2 separate regions of the Homo sapiens genome follow, and region 1 is linked to region 2. The links are chromatin contacts, found by Hi-C or POLR2A ChIA-PET in ENCODE. All regions are on one chromosome and are shown on one strand. The core of a region is the stretch at or near the end of the contact, and the rest is flanking DNA. Distances in the headings are between cores, read along the strand shown.

Evidence for each region. Hi-C counts contacts between places; a loop is a spot of excess contacts on that map. ChIA-PET counts read pairs that join two places held with the same protein, here RNA polymerase II (POLR2A). Pooled maps may share reads with other maps.
Region 1: a map with no recorded cell type shows a loop between it and region 2 (1.9-fold over the local background). The contact joins two enhancer-like sites. A Hi-C loop is called at or near these places in 9 of 168 maps with a recorded cell type or tissue (CD14-positive monocyte, Right ventricle myocardium superior, cardiac septum and 6 more), 2 of 37 single-sample maps with no recorded cell type and 4 of 50 pooled maps. POLR2A ChIA-PET finds 5 or more read pairs at or near these places in 10 of 52 experiments (B cell, CD4-positive, alpha-beta T cell, GM10248 and 7 more).

Annotation. Positions count from the first base shown.
Region 1 is chr2:64,778,902-64,781,601 of GRCh38, reverse strand. All of the region lies in intron 1 of LOC105374776 (a long non-coding RNA gene), which reads right to left. Among named protein-coding and RNA genes, the nearest start is that of LINC01800, 83 kb to the left of the region's middle. Within about 2 kb of position 1,346, at least 3 of the 41 ENCODE cell types and tissues checked have a DNase peak (open chromatin) inside an H3K27ac peak, as active enhancers do.
Region 2 is chr2:64,818,136-64,820,835 of GRCh38, reverse strand. No RefSeq gene overlaps it. Among named protein-coding and RNA genes, the nearest start is that of LINC01800, 44 kb to the left of the region's middle. Within about 2 kb of position 1,320, at least 8 of the 41 ENCODE cell types and tissues checked have a DNase peak (open chromatin) inside an H3K27ac peak, as active enhancers do.

The DNA.
Region 1 (2,700 bases), core at 97-2,596, 39 kb after region 2:
TATAGCATAGGTGCAGGTTATAGCCCCAAGGGAAAAGTTCACACTTCCCTGAAGAGAATGAAAAGCAGGTGTTCTCTTGGCTGGTTGGCCACTGGAAAGGAATGAGCCAAGGTCCAGTTCTCTCTGATGTGTTGTGTTGGCCAAGAAGTTGGAGCAGAGGTGAGAGGTGAGTTGGGTACTCATGGGGGCCATAACAAAAGGAGGTGCAGGGGCCGGGCGCAGCGGCTTATGCCTGTAATCCCAGCACTTTGGAAGGCTGAGGTGGGTGGATCACTTGAGGTCAGGAGTTTGAGACCAGCCTGGCCAACATGGCGAAACCCCGTCTCTACTAAAAATACAAAAAATTAGCTGGGTGTGGTGGCACGCGCCTGTAATCCCAGCTACTTAGAAGGCTGAGGCAGGAGAATTGCTTGAACCTGGAAGGTGGAGGTTGCAGTGAGCTGAAATTGCACCACTGCACTACACAGCCTGAGCAACAAAGCAAGACTCCATCTCAAAAAAAAAAAAAAAAAAGAAAAGAAAAATGGAGGGGCAGGACCTTCCTAACAAAACTCAGAGGGCATGTAGCTATGGCCCTGAGGCCAAGGGGTTCTCCTGGCTCCCTGTGTGTGCTAACAACACCTGCTAAGGCCTACGAGCTCTCTTAGCCTCAAATTGTTCTGAAGGAGGCAGCAACATACAAGGCACTCTATTTTCCCTAATATGTCAGCCTATCCTTTGTATTCATAAAGTGCTGTTTGCATATTAACTCTTTCAGGCTGTAAGGAAACAAGGATTCACTGAGCATGCCATTTTCCTAGTCTGAGAGTCTCTCTGAGGCCTTGGCCATTAAGTAGAAGGAACTAAAGCTTCTTCTAGGCCAGGCACGGTGGCTCAAACCTGTAATCCCAGCACTTTGGGAGGCAGAGGCTGGCGGATCACCTGAGGTTAGGAGTTCGAGACCAGCCTGGCCAACATGGTGAAACCCTGCCTCTCCTAAAAATAAAATGAGCCAGGCATGGTGGCTTGCGCCTGTAATCCCAGCTACTCAGGAGGCTGAGGCAGGAGAATTACCTGAACCCTTGAGGCGGAGGTTGCAGTGAGCCGAGATCATGCCACTGCATGCCAGCCTGGGCAACAGAGCGAGACTCCGTCTCAAAAACAAACAAACAAAAAAAAGCTTCTTCTAAACTAAATGGACTTGGTGGAAAAGGGAGGTTTGCAGCATTCTGAGCCAGAGTGGTAGCCACTGTATCTTAAAGGTCAGAAGAGCCACACAGGAGAGAAAAGGAGCTTAAGAACTTCAGATCTCACTCGGAAGAACTGTGGAGTAGGCAAGTGAAAAAATAAAGTGATTCACCAAAGATTAAGTACAGCAGGCAAACATGAGAGAGAAGAAAAGGAAAGTCAGCAAACAGGAAAGTGATTAATAGAGAGGAGCTGAGAGGAAGTAATAATTGGATGAGAATTTTTGAAAAAGGGAGGAAAGGGCCGGGCATGGTGGCTCACGCCTGTAATCTCAGCACTTTGGGAGGCCGAGGCAGATGGATCACCTGAGGTCGGGAGTTCGAGACCAGCCTGACCAACATGGAGAAACCCCTTCTCTATTAAAGATACAAAATTAGCCGCGCATGGTGGTGCATGCCTGTAATCCCAGCTACTCAGAAGGCTGAGGCAGGAGAATCGCTTGAATCCGAGAGGCGGAGGTTGCAGTGAGCCAAGATCACGCCATTGCACTCCAGCCTGGGAAACAAGAGAGAAACTCCATCTCAAAAGAAAAAAAAAAGAAAAAGAAAAAGGGAGGAAAGGAAAAGTAAAACTTTCAGAGGAAAAGGCAACCAATGTCAAAGTATGGGTTTCGTGGGATTAATCAATGATTTCCTCACTGCAGAGAATTTTTCCTCCATATATAAAGAGGAGAATTCACTCTCCTAGAAAAGATGGCAGCACCCCTCTTGTTTTATCTGTGGCATTAGGACAGCTCACAGCACTGGCTCCTATCTGGAAACTGGAGAATTCTTTTGATGTTATTTTTGGACGCAGTCCTAATCAGTTTTAAAGTATGACACAGAAGCATTCTTCCAATGTTTAATGTCTAAAGTCATTGATGCTGCTGGATGAGGAAGGAAATAAACTGCGTAAAATACCTGAGTGGGTCTTGGCACGGTCTTGTGGCCTTAAGAAATGACTGTGACCTCAGAATCTATATCAGATAAGGCTGCCAAGAGAGCTTTAGAATGGGTCACATATTTATTACCAGCAATGCTGAGGCTGCACTGGATGAGGGCTGCCCAACTTCATTCTCAAATCGTCATCATTCAGTGAACACATCCTGTGTATAAGCATTGCCATGGATACTTTGCATTTACCGTGCCCTGATTTTGACAACCACCTTGCAAGGTAGGGTCATATCTGTTTCATTTCACAAAGGGGGAAATCTGGCATGACTGTGGCCTCAGGAGTGCCTTTACACTTCAGTGCTGCCTGCATAGCCACCTAGGAGTGGTATCCTTGCTGAAATGTTTTGTTGCTATTTTTTCACAAGTAAATCAAAGAAGCCACTTGCTGAACTGTTTTATGTGCTCATTCTTTACAGGACACCAGCTTGTCTTCAATCCAGACTCTATTTCTCTCACGGTCAGTAAGTCGTGGGTTAATAGGAGAAAAAAAAGAGCCCTGAAAGGTTAGGTCCAGGACTCTGGACAGACAGTTCAATCACCA
Region 2 (2,700 bases), core at 71-2,570:
TTGTTAGAGACAGGGTCTCACTCTGTCACTCAGACTAGAGTGTAGTGGTCTGATCATAGCTCACTGTAGCCTTAACCTTCTGGGTCAAGCCATCCTGTTGCTTCAGCCTCCTGAGTAGCTAAGGCTACAGAGCATGTGCCATCATGTCCCAAATTAAAAAAAATTTTTTTTTTTGTAGATACAGGCTCTTACTATGTTGCCCAGGCTGGTCTTGAACTCCTAACCTCAAGAGATTCTCTCAACTTGGCCTCCCAATGCACTGGGATTATAGGCGTGAACCACCACGCCTGGCCCTTGTGCCATGTACTTTAAATTCATGGAGCTATTTAGTTGCCATGACAACACTAGGAGGAAAGTACTCTTACTATTATTATTTCCATTTTACGGATAAGGAAACCGACCCTCAAAGAAGTTAAATGCTAGTCCTAAAATGGTCCACCTGGTAAGAGGTGGAGCCAGAATTTTAGTCCACTTTGGTCCAATCTTGAAGTTTGAGTTGTCAATGTGATGCTATGCTGGACATTTGAAAGTACCTAGAGGAACATTGAAGGCAGCTCTGAAGAAGTGGGTCCTGATTTTGGCGTCAGTACTATCCAGCTCTGTGGCCTTACAGCAGTCCCTGTCAAGGGTTCGGTTTTCTCCCTGCTTGTTTTAATGGTTGGGCCAAATGACTACAAATGTGCCTTTCATTTCTAAAAATGCTCTCAAATCTAGGATTTTCAAGTTCCTAAAAATGAAACCAACTTATGCTCACTCTTGTTAATGTCTAAATCCGGAAGAACATTTACGAGGCAAATAAGGTACAGTCATACCCACTCACTCTCTGGCTTCCGAGGAGACTGCTGTGAAGGATGAAGTGTGGTGGCAGGGGTGGGAGAGGGGTACGGGGGTGGGGAACCCACAATCGTGTTGACAGGAACTCACTGAACATACTCTAGTATTTGTACAGTGTGTATCAGGATAGACTGCTGTGTCAAACAGCCCCAAAGTTTTAATGGCTTAACCCAAGAAAAGCTTATTTCTAACTTAGGAACAGCCCAACCTAAGTGTCCTAGTTGGCTCTCTCCAAGGGGCTCTTCTCCAGGGAGCGTCTCAGAAACCCAGGCTCCTCCTCTCTCATGGTTCTGCCTGTCTGCTGGGCCCTCAGAGTACTTTGTTTTTGGTTGGAGAGAAGTTTTAGTGTGCAGGAAAATAGCATATTTGACTTCTGTTCCATTGCATGGGCTAGAATTAGTCACATGGTTCCACCTAACTTCCCACAACAAACTGGGACATAGGGAACTTACTCTATCAGTCATAAAGACGCTCCACAGATGTCCTCTCTGGTTGTTGATGACCCATTTTCCCACCATGACTGTTCATGTGACAAACCTGAGTGTCCCTTGGGAGGAATAAAATGACCCCCCTTTCCTTCCTTGATTCTCTAAAAGAAAGTAATGGAACTTTCTTTAAAGAGTGCAAGAACTTTCTTCAGGGTCTTGTCCTGGGATCAAAGGTAACAATAATATTAATAGTAGCTAGCATTTACTGAGCATATATTATACATCAAGCAGCTACATGCATTATCTTAGAGTGAGGGCAAATCTCAAGGTCTGGATGAGAAGTGTAAAATTGAGCAATGATGCAATTGTATTTACTTTTTCTATAAATGACTTTAATTTCTATTTTGAATGTCCATTCTGCTAGGTGGCAGCATCCTTATTTCATTGATTTGGGTCCCTGCCCTATCCCAAGTTTTGTCTAAGTTCCCAGGTGATGGGCGGTAGCTAGGACTTGCTATTACGTGTGCTTATCTACCCACAGTGGCACCTGTCGTTATGTTGCAGTGTGAGGGCTGACATTCTTGCAGGCTTCTGCTTGATGGTCCTCCTTTACTCCATATCTAAAACCCATCACTCTCTTTGCTACCTCAAAACCACTTCGTAGTTCACAGGGAGCAAGCCACTGTTTCCAGCACCTGGTTCTGACCTACAGCCTTTCTGTCTGAGCACATTTTGAAAACAATTCCTCTGCCCTGGGGACAGGAGGCACCAGTCCTCTCTGCTTTCCTGTCACTCATCATTGCAGATCAGGGACTCTAGATCAAGTCCCTGGGCAAGGAGCAAGCTGCAGGCCCCTCTCTCAGGGACCCTGCCAACTTTCTGCCTCGCTTTGCTTCTTTCCTCCCTTCCATAGTCCTGATAATCCCATATTCCTGGAGACAGGGCAATCTGATTGTTTTTCCAGTTCCAATATTTAGGGCACAAACTTGACACCTTCAATTATTTCAGACTTATACTTTTTTTTTTTTTTTTCTGAGACAGTCTTGCTCTGTCACCTGGGCTGGAATGCAGTGGTGCAATCTCGACTCACTGCAAACTCCACCTCCCAGGTTCAAGCCATCCTCTTGCCTCAGCCTCCAAGTAGCTGGGACTACAGATCCTGCCACCAAGCCCAGTTAAATTTTGTATTTTTAGTAGAGATGGGGTTTTGCCATGTTGGCCAGGTTGATTTCAGACTCCTGACCTCAGGTGATCTGCCAGCCTCGGCCTCCCAAAGTGCTGGGATTACAGGCCTGAGCCACTGCGCCAGGCCCAGACTTAAACTTTGCAGTTCAAAAGGCTTTCTTCTGACAGCTCCTAAACTGTTGTGCTGCTTTTCTGTCATGTCATTTGCCCCCTGAGGCAATGAATGCTGCAAGGCAGTAAAAGACTACAGACG